2 separate regions of the Homo sapiens genome follow, and region 2 is linked to region 1. A link is a loop called in an ENCODE intact Hi-C map of the cell type or tissue named here. Cell type or tissue: PC-3. All regions are shown on one strand. Links, peaks and the distances in the headings refer to the core of each region. The heading gives the core; the rest is flanking DNA.

Evidence for each region. A loop is a pair of places that touch in the nucleus more often than their neighbours do. Peaks named below come from ENCODE experiments on the same cell type or tissue, not always from the same donor. Only the 100,000 strongest peaks of a DNase experiment are listed, where the experiment ranks them.
Region 2: it touches region 1 in a loop (8-fold over the local background); 1 of 110 quality-filtered maps calls a loop at or near these places.

Annotation. Positions count from the first base shown.
Region 1 is chr11:1,151,647-1,157,013 of GRCh38, reverse strand. No RefSeq gene overlaps it. Among named protein-coding and RNA genes, the nearest start is that of MUC5AC, 3.6 kb to the left of the region's middle. RefSeq lists an enhancer at 4,507-5,260. In PC-3, for the core only: no CTCF peak of the experiment used is centred there; DNase peaks (open chromatin) are centred at 2,893 and 4,463; H3K27ac peaks cover 3,718 bases.
Region 2 is chr11:1,058,590-1,063,956 of GRCh38, reverse strand. It overlaps LOC107987157 (a long non-coding RNA gene), which reads left to right. Exons shown (of 5, transcript XR_007062544.1): 4 at 112-840; 5 at 1,081-3,625. Among named protein-coding and RNA genes, the nearest start is that of LINC02688, 11 kb to the right of the region's middle. RefSeq lists an enhancer at 2,315-3,514. In PC-3, for the core only: no CTCF peak of the experiment used is centred there; a DNase peak (open chromatin) is centred at 2,936; H3K27ac peaks cover 4,540 bases.

The DNA of each region.
Region 1 (5,367 bases), core at 217-5,216:
TGACTGGTCCGAGCAGTCCCAGCACAGAAAGGTCCCAGTGAGTCTTTGGCCTGAAGGGCTCTGGCTGAGAAGGTGCTGTTGTGTGATGAACACTTGCCCAGACCACAGGTGTGTGGCTGGACACTGTGGCTAGACTCTCCCTCCCAGGCAGCCACACACTCCCCAGCCAAGGTCGGCTGCTCCACTGCCCATGTGGAGCGTCCAACCAGAAGGTCTCCCATGGGAGGAATGGCAGGAAAGGGAGAGGCTGGGCTGGGCCCTTTGTCCTGCTGCAGAGGGGTTAGGGTTGAAGAGGTGCCTCAAGGCTGTTCTGAGCACTTGCTTCCAGCTCTCTAGGGACCCGTCCCAAGCTCTTTATGATTGCCTACTTCTCCATTTCTGTGCCTTTCCCTCCCCATGTCCTGTCTTAGCCCAGGTGCCTAGAGAAAGAGCACTTCACATGTGGCAGGAGTGTGGGGAAAGGGAAAATGATTGAGTGAGTGAATGAATGAGGTAATGAATAAGTAAGTGGATAAATGAGTGAGTCTATGAGTAAATGAGTGAGTTAAAATGAATGTGAATGAGTGAGCGAGTGAGTGAACAGGTGAGTGAGTGAGTAAATGAGTGAGTAAATGAGTAAGTGAATGAGAGAGTGAATGAGTAAATGAGTGAGTAAATGAGTAAGTGAATGAGAGAGTGAATGAGTGAGTGACTGAGTTAATGAATAAATGTGAATGAGAGAGATAGTGAAAGAGTGAATAAGCAAGCAGTGAATGAGTGAATGAGTCAGTGAGTGAGTGAATGAGTGAATAAGTGAATGAGTGAGTCAATGAGTGGGTGAGTGAGTGAATGAGTGAGTGAATGAGTGAATGAGTCAGTGAGTGAGTGAAAGAGTGAATGAGTTAATGAGTCAATGAATGAGTGAGTGAATGAGTGAGTAAATAAGTTAGTGAGTAAGTGAAGGGGGAATGAGTGAGTGAATGAGTCAATGAGTTAGTGAGTGAGTGAATGAGTGAGTGAATGGGTGAATGAATGAGTAAATGAGTGAGTGAGTGAATAAATGGGTGAGTGAATGAATAAGTGAATGGGTGAATGAGTGAGGGAATGAGTCAATGAGTCAGTGAGTGAGTGAATGAATGATTGAGTGAATGGGTGAATGAATGAGTGAGTGAGTGAGTAAATGAGTGAGTGAATGAGTGGATGCATGAGTGAATGAGTGAGTGAGTCAATGAGTGAGTGAGTGTATGAGTCTATGAGTGAATAAGTGAGTGAGTGAATGGGTGAATGAATGAGTGAATGGGTGAATGAATGAGTGAGTGAATGAGTGAATGAATAGATGAGTGAATGAGTGAATGAGTAAGTGAATGAGTGAGAGTGAATGAGTGAGTGACTGAGTTAATGAATGAATGTGAATGAAAGAGATAGTGAAAGAGTGAATAAGTGAGCAGTGAATGAGTGAGTGAATGAGTCAGTGAGTGAGTGAATGAGTGAATAACCAAATGAGTGAGTCAATGAGTGAGTGAATGAGTGAGTCAGTGAGTGAGTGAATGAGTGGATGCATGAGAGAGTGAATGAGTTAATGAGTCAGTGAGTGAGTGAATGAGAGAGTGAATGAGTTAATGAGTCAATGAATGAATGAGTGAGTAAATGAGTGAGTGAGTAAGTGAATGGGTGAATGAGTGAATGAGTCAATGAGTCAGTGAGTGAGTGAATGGGTGAATGAATGAGTAAATGAGTGAGTGAGTGAATAAATGGGTGAGTGAATGAGTAAGTGAATGGGTGAATGAGTGAGGGAATGAGTCAATGAGTCAGTGAGTGAGTGAATGAATGAGTGAGTGAATGGGTGAATAAATGAGTGAGTGAGTGAATGAGTGAATGAGTGGGTAAATGAGTGAGTGAATGAGTGGATGCGTGAGTGAATGAGTGAGTGTATGAGTCTATGAGTGAATAAGTGAGTGAGTGAATGGGTGAATTAATGAGTGAGTGAATGAGTGAGTAAATAAGTGAATGAGTGTATGAGTGAATAAGTGAGTGAGTGAAAGTGTGAGTGAATGGGCGAATTAATGAATGAGTGAGAGAGTGAGTGAATAAGTGAGTGAGTGAATGGGTGAATGAATGAGTGAATGGGTGAATAAGTGAGTGGGTGAGTGAGTGAATAAGTGAGTGGGTGAGTGAGTGAGTGGGTAAATGAGTGAGTGAATGAGTGGATGCGTGAGTGAATGAGTGAGTGTATGAGTCTATGAGTGAATAAGTGAGTGAGTGAATGGGTGAATTAATGAGTGAGTGAATGAGTGAGTAAATAAGTGAATGAGTGTATGAGTGAATAAGTGAGTGAGTGAAAGTGTGAGTGAATGGGCGAATTAATGAATGAGTGAGAGAGTGAGTGAATAAGTGAGTGAGTGAATGGGTGAATGAATGAGTGAATGGGTGAATAAGTGAGTGGGTGAGTGAGTGAATAAGTGAGTGGGTGAGTGAGTGAGTGGGTGGCGACTGACTGAGCGAGTGATCACATTTAAGGCTGAGCGGCTGACAGGGTTAGGGTGGACCACCCCAGCCACTGGTGCTTCAGGAGGTCTGACTCGACCAGGTGTAGCCAGGGTTCCCCTGCCCTGGCCCAGGAGTGGACACCAGGTCGCCTGGTGCTGATGAAGGCAGAGGAGGGTCCTGGTAGTGGACAATGGGCCCCGCGGTGGGACCAGATCCCAGGGCCAGGTGGTTATGTCAGTGGGGCATAGGGAAGGGCTTGAGGGTCTGCAGGTGTGACCGGGACCCTGGCCAGGGCCGCATGTGAGTGCCTGAAGGCCTGCCCTCCTTACGCCCTCAGATAGACAGGAGGCAGTGGGTGAGTCAGTGTCCAGCCCCCAACAGAGGACAGGCCTGAGTCACTGGCCCAGTCCATACCGTGACCTCTGAACAGTCTGAGTCACCAGCGTGGCCCTCAGAGGGGAGTGCCCCCTGCGTGTCTGAGGCTGGGCCAAGCCCCGGGGCACCTGGCCAACTGGCCACCCAGGCCTTGCCGCCCCAGCCACAGCTTTCTCCTCCCTCAGCCAGACGTCACCCAGGGCCGCTGCTGGGGTCCAGCTGGGGTGACTTCCCCCCACCAGTGTTGGTGACCCCTGGCTGTGCTGGGCTTCCTCTTGGGGCCTGGGCTCAGGCACCCAAAACCCCTGGGCATGGGCCACGGGCTGACCACCTGGTCCCATGAAAACCCCACCAGGCCGAGGCCTCAGGAGGCCTGAAGCCAGTGCCTACAGTTCCAGAGCCTACAGCCCCAGGCTCCACACACCCAGAACTTTCCAGAAAACCCACTGGGCCTTGTTTCTGAGCCCTGTGGGCATTTTCTGTGTGTCCCCAGGGGCAGTGAGGTCCCGGCCACGCCACAGGCCTCAGAGGGGAATCTGAGGTGGTCACTGCAGCCTTGCTGGGGGCTCTCAGAGGGTGCAGGCAGGGCTGGCCGAGCCGTGGCGCAGCCACCTGCCTCCTGGGAACCCTCCCTGAGGCCTAAAGCTCTCAGCATATGCCCGGGAGTCCCACCCACCGGAGGGCTCCATGCCATCTCCAGTCCCCTCAGCTCCCAACCCCCATCCAGCACAATAACTCCTCCTGCTGCCTCCCAGCAGGGGCCCTGGCCAGGCCGGCTGGATACCTTCCCCCAGCCTGGGGCCGGTGTCAGCTCTGAGACCGGCAGCCAGGACAGGTGTAAGACCAGCGACTTGGCCTCAAAATCAGGATCACTCTTCCCCCGTGAGCTCCCGACCCCCCGTGGTAGCCAAGCCCAGCACTTGCATCTCGGAACCCTGATGCCCCGGCCACCCTGCCCGCAGCGCCGACCACTTAGCGGGCACGGCTGCGCATGCGGTCCGGGTGGGGCTGCAGCAGGGGCCTGGGGGCCGGTGTCTGAAAAGCAGGCGCAACCCCTAAAGCAGACCCTGCCTCAGCCCCTGAGAAGGGTGATGACCCCACCGGGCAGGAGTCCACCCTCCTGACTTGAACCTGCACCCTCAGGTGAGAGGCACCTTCAGGGAAGGTGTGTGCCTGGGACCAGCAGCTGCCTGTCATCTGGAAAGTGTTTGCAGGAGGGTCCCCAGGGCGGGGACAGTGCCGGGCAGGTGGGAGCTTTTGCTTCTGTGGGATGTGCAGGAGGAAAGCTGTGCATGGGGGTGGCACGTGGGCTCCGCCGGGACCGCAGCCCACAAACCTTCACTGCACTCTGGTGCGGGAGGCCCCACAGCTCTGGTCCTGGGCGGCCGCCAGTGCCCCTCTCTCCTCGGGATCTGACAGGTGAATGCAGACAGGAGGGCACTGGAGAAAGGGCGGGGGTCACGGGCCTGATAGGAGCTCCCAGCCAGGTATTGCCACAGAGACAACAGGATTGGGAATGGAGGGAGGCCCGGCCACATCCCAGGGCAGCACTGTCTCCTGCCGCCAGGTGCTGACCCCGCCTCCGGCCCCCTGGACTTGGGAGGAATTGTGTCGGTTAGCTGTTTGTCCTGGGTGACTAACTCAAGTGAGATTAACCACGGCCCGCACCACATCCGGTGGGGAAAGCCCCCTGTGGATGGCTTCGGCCCCACAGAGCTGGGGGAACAGCCTGGGGTGCCCCAGGGCCACTTCCCCTGGAGGAGGGAGTGAAGAGGGTCCTGCTCCCCAGGACCCCCCAGAACTCCCTGGGAGCCCCTTAGACACCCCCACAGGTGTGTATGTTCCAGGTTTCTCAGCCCCACCAGGCCGAGCGCACACTGTTGGGGGCACCTGGCCCAGTCTGCCCTCCAGCAGCATCAGGAGAGGCCCCCAGCCCGGCCTGAGCCCAGCCAGGACACCCCAGCCCGGTGGTTACTGGCCAGGTGAGCAGGGGAGGGAAGCACTGGTTTCAACATCGCAAGCCCTGGGCTGGGCTCACACTCTGCCCCCAGCCTGTCGCTTCCATCCCAGTTTCCGGGCACAGCCCCTAGGAGGTGACCTGCAGGGCCGCTGGGGTCAGCCTGGCTCTGGCTGGCAGGACCTGGGGAGGCCACGCCTACCCTAAGGCACCTGGGGTGGAGGGTGGGGGTCTGTCCTGGGGAGACCAGGGGAGGGCAGCTCCACACACCCTGCCCACAGGAGACCCCAGGGCTCTGTGGAGCAGACATCTTCCCTTCCAGGCGGGGGGTGGCGTAGGACTCCAGCAGCTCCCGCTGTGGGGCCCTGAGCCCGTGCATTACCCTCCTGTACCATCTGTTAAATGGCTCATTTAAAGCCCGCTGCTCAGAGCCCTGCTGCCCTAGGAGGAACCCAGCCATGCACCCCCACAGCGTCCAGGCATGCTAGGTCCCCTAGGAGGAACCCAGCCATGCATCTCCACAGTGCCCAGGCATGCTGGGTCCAGAGGTGAGCTCAGTGCCAGCCCGC
Region 2 (5,367 bases), core at 267-5,266, 93 kb after region 1:
TACACATGCATCCCAGGACTTAAAGTAAAATATTTTTTTAATTTGTTTAGAATTTTTACATCTGTGTTTATGAGGGATGTTGGTTCATAGCCTTCTTTTTTTTTTTTCCAGAAATATGGACACTTTATTTATGTGAAAGAGTCAGGAGAAGAACTGGCCACAGTGGTAAAGTACATTATCAAAATAACCAGGAAACATAGGACAAAGAATAGCAGGAAATAGTATACCGTGTGTTTATTAAGTTGGGTTGTAAATAAGAGGGATAGGAAAGCCCCTTCCCACACTCTTTTCCCGATGATCTCATTTCCAACACCTTCATAAGCCCCTTCTTTCATTTGATACACAGTCTTTCATTTGAAAGCAGTCTAACATGTTAATGTGTCAGATAAAGCTTGTATCTAAAGACTGCTTTCAAAGGAAAGGTTCATAGTCTTCTTATAATGTTTTTATGTGGTTTTGAAATCGGGGTAATACTGGCCTCAGAGGAAGAGTTGAAGGTGTTCCTCTCTTTTCAGTTATTGTTGGAAGGGTTTGTGCAGAGTTGACATACTTCTTTCTTAAATCTTTGGTAGAATTCACCAGTGAAACCATCTGGGCCTGGGGTTTTCTTTGCAGGAAGGCTTTGTTGTGTTTTATTTACAATTCAATTCCTTTAACATATAGGGCCATTCAAGTTATTTCTGCCCAAGTGATCTTCGATTCATCCTGTGTCCAAGGAGTTTGTCCTTTTCATCCGGGCTGCCAAATGTTTCGACTTGAAGTAGTTCATGATGTCCCCCTATTATCTTTGTAATATGTGTAGAATCCACAGTGGCGTCACCTGTCTTGTTCCTAACATTGGTAATTTGTCTGTTTTCTCTTTTATTCTCCAGCCTGGCTAGGGGTTTATCCGTCTAATTGATCTTCTCAAAGAACCAGCTTTTGGTTTTGTTGACTTTTCTCTAGTGTTTCATTTTGTTGTTTTATTGATGATTTTGCTTTTCCTGCTCACGTTGGGCTTAATTTGCTCTTCTCTTTCTTTCCTAATTTCTTACGGTAGAGAGACCATTGATTTGAGGCTTTCCTTCTTTTCCCATGTAGGAGTGGAACGTGGTGGATTTTCCCTACATGCGGCTTTGGCTAAACCGCACGTTCCCCTCCCTCCTGAGGGTCTGTCTCCTCATCCACCCGCTAGTGCATCTCCAGCTTCTGTACCTCAGACTCACCTTGAAAGTCCACTTGACATCCATCACTGTGCAGTCAGTCAGGAAAAGGAAGCCACACTCGTTATTTCAAACAGAAGGAAGTTAATACAGAGAACTGGTTACACAGGTGCTGGAGGCTGGAAGAGAAGACGGGCACCGAGGCACCTGACGTTGTGAACAGCAGGAAGCAGCTTCCACTCCCAGGGCTGGGGGAACAAATGAAAGAGGTTGGGCTGCCAGAACCCAGGAGCACAGAGAAAGGATGGAGTGGCAGAGCCAGTATTGGGAGTGCCAAAAGAAGTGGTGGGCTGGAGTAGCCACCCCCCTCTATGGCTGGAGGGCCCTGAAAGAAGCTGGTGAAGGAACAGAAATCTCCTCTCCTCACCTCCCACCAGTGCCTTCCAGGAAGACATCTGGTCAAAGAGCCTGAAAATACAGTGTGCACAATCCCAGCCGCATGTATCAGTCAGCTATTGCTGCATAACAAAGCACCCAAAAACCAAGGGCTTACAACAATGTGTTTCATGGATGATAGACGGATAGAGAGATAGAAGAGATAGGTAGAAATGTGTGTGCGCACGTGTGTGTGTGTGTGTGTGTGTGTGTGAATGTGTGTGTGTATGGATTAGGGTATATACAGATGCTTTCTAGTATTCTCCCCTGAGAAGGTCTACCAAAAAAAAATGACACCCCAGTAGTAACTACCACACCCAATGTCCAGATCTTGGTTTCTAAATACCATTTTCCAATTAAAAGAATCAGGACTCCTTAGAGAAGTAGCTGGGTCTCTGGGGAAGGAAATTACAAGATAAACCTGGAGCATTTTATGGTGCCAGAAAGTGAGGAAGGGCTCAAAAACAGATAGGGTGAAAGCACACAGGAGCCACTGTGAAGGGGCTGCCATGGCCAACACTGGAACAATTTGAGAAACAAAATAAAGATAATGTTGGATTATAACCCAAATAATAAAATAAGTATCTACAAACCCATAGTGAAGTAAATAACTGCACAAACAAATAAGAAGAAACAGCTTATTTTAATAGAATTCCAGTTACTTAATGCAGAAGAAATGAAGTAAATAGAAAATCACCATCAGAGGCCACAGGATTAACAGCTGTCTACAGAGGTATGCTAAAGTCAATAGGCTGAGGTTAGAAGAGAAACAAGTTATTTACATGAATTCAAAGTATCTTCCCTAAGATATTTATTAATTACAAAGTCGCAAAATAGTAACTTTGCAGTGCAGAGACCTGGCAGACGCCACCTGAACCAAGGGTTCAAGGTTAACATCCCCAGCAATGGGACAGGCAGCGTCATACACTCTGATAAGCTACATAAGAGCACGTGGCCGGGCCCACTGGCTCACACCTATAATCCCAGCATTTGGAGAGGCCACATTGGGAAAACCGCTTGAGGCCAGGAGTTCGAGACCAGCCTGGGCAATCTAGGGAGACCTTGTCTCTGCAGAAATGTTAAAAAATTAGCTGGGCACAGCAGTGCATAGACTCTGGGGTTCCCAGGGACCTCAAACTCCACCCTAGTGGGGCTGGACCTGGGGTGTGGCCTGTGCCGGATGTCCTCGCTGGCTGACATTTGCTTTCTTTATTACTCCCTTCCTTTATTGCACCGTTTAATTGTATTAAATGGTGCCCAAGGCATAAGGTGCAGGATTTTATGGCCTCGGGGTGACCCTGCAGTGAGGCCTGGCCCTTTCCTTCTTTACTTTGTGAGCCCGGGGCTGCCCTGCCCTCAACGGTGACGCTATGGGAGCCCTTGACTCATGTGCCAGGAATTGGGAGGGACGCCAAAGGCAGTGCTGTTTTCCATACAGAGCTGTGGCACTCGTTACAGAAATCAGAAAACACAAAACTGTCCGTGGGTGGAAGAAAAATGTCCCCCTCCCCCTCCCCCGAGAAGCCTCTTAATCCTTCAAAATCTTTCCCACCTTCTGTGCAGGTCTGGGAGATTCCTGACATTGTCCTGGGCATTCCTGGGGACAATTATGTAGCCGGAGTCTTTTCATTAAATGACATTTGACGTCTCTGAACTTAAAGCAATACACGTGCACCGAGGGCATGTCCAGATGCAGAGACGTGTTCGAAAGCTCTAGCGCGTCCCCATGTCAGCGGCCTGGGGTCCCCAGGTGGCAGTATCGTTTCAGGTGGGGAGGGGTCCCGGCTGCTGGGTGCCGTGGCCTGGCCTGGGCAGGCACAGTTGCTCATCTGCGATGGGTTCTGGATAGCAGCACCCTTGCTGGTTATGGGGGTGAACAGTGTTCGTGAATCTCTGCCCGCATGGGCACCCACGGGTGCTCCTAAGTTCTCCTGGTTATTACCACAGATTGTTTTACAGCCTCTTTTCCCCCACAATATATCGGGGAAGTTAAATATTTGCTGAGAACATGATTATTGATTGATTGATTGATTTTGAGGCAGGGTCTCGCTCTGTTGCCCAGGCAGGAGTGCAGTGATGCAATCTTGGCTCACTGTAGCCTTGAACACCTGGGCTTAAGCCATCCTCCTGCCTCAGCCTCCTGAGTAGCTGGGACCACAGGTGTGCACCACCAAGCCCAGCTAATTTTTTAGTTTTTAGAGATGGGGTTCTCACGATATTGCCCAGACTGGTCTTGAACTCCTGGTCTCAGGTGACACCCCGACCTTGGCCTCCCGCAGATCCAGTACCATCTTCCCAGGCTTTCTGTTTTCCTCCTAGGAGAGCTGTGGCTAAGGGGTCAGCCCAGCTTGACTGTCGTTCTGCCTCTGCTACTCATGATGGCGCCCGCATCCCCCTTGCCTCTGACGGCTGAGAGCCACCTCCTGGCAGTCCCAGGTCCCCCTCGCCTCTGACGGCTGAGAGCCACCTCCTGGCAGTCCCAGGTCCCCCTCGCCTCTGACGGCTGAAAGCCACCGCTCGGCTGTCCCGGGTCGATTCTTCCCATTGCGACTCTTTTCCAGCTGAGTGGCTGTGGCTCCCACTGTGAGGTCTGTGGCCCTCAGAGAAGAGCAGCCCAGGGATCTGTCCCTATTTCTACCCCACTCACTAATCTAGTTCCCAGTGTGGGGAAAGGTCTGTCTTCTGGACCTTCTGGTGGGTGAGGAGGTCTTAAGTGACAAACCTACCCTAGCCTTCCAATCTCCCTAGGCCTTTGCATCCCTTCCTCCACAGTAAACCAAGCCAGGTCTGGCCTTTCCAGTTTAATGTGACCCCTTTTCTGTCTATGTTGCACCCAACGAAGCAGCCAGCGGTTAGCGCCCTGCTAACTCCCTGAACCACACCTCGAAAGGCAGACTGTCTGCTTGGTGGGCACCTGCAGCACGTTCAGCGTGACCCCTTCATGGTCCTCCCACACCCCTGGACCGCATTTCTGTCTGTGCGGGACGGACACGCCACACCGCTCTTGCCATGGAGGTCACCTCCGTGGTTTGCACTCAGCCTCTGGCTCTGGGGCTTGCTGGACTCGAGTCAGCACCTGGGACCCCGTCAGTGAGGATCAAACCCTTGTTCTTACGCACGCGTTTTTAGGGAGGTAACACATTTGTCACTTTTTTTCTTTATTATTTCTTCCTTTGTTTGTATGCTTAGAAAAGTGCTCTTCTCTAAAGATCAGATAAATATCTGACTCTATTTTCTTCTCACTCTTTTTTAAATTATCCTTTTTCCTTATTTTTTACCATATAAGCATTTCTCACATTAAACATTAAACATTATTTTTTATTAAACATTATTTTACTAAACATTATTTTAAAATTTTAAATTATTTTAATGGGGGTTTTTTTGTGGTTTTTTTCTGGGTTTTTTTGTTTGTTTGTTTGTTTGTCTCTGCGACCCAAGCTGGACTGCAGTGGCGCAATCTCGGCTCACTGCAAGCTCCGCCTCATGGGTTCATACCATTCTCCTGCCTCAGCCTCCTGAGTAGCTGGGACTACAGGCATCCGCCACCACGCCCGGCTAAGTTTTTGTATTTTTAGTAGAGACAGGGTTTCACCGTGTTAGCCAGGATGGTCTCGATCTCCTGACCTCATGATCCACCCGCCTCAGCCTCCCAAAGTGCTGGAATTACAGGCATGAGCCACCGTGCCCAGCCTTTTTTTTTTTTTGAAATGGAGTCTCACTCTGTCACACAGGCTAGAGTGCAATGGCGCATTTTATGTGTTTTTTCTGGTTTTTCTTTTCTTTTTCTTTT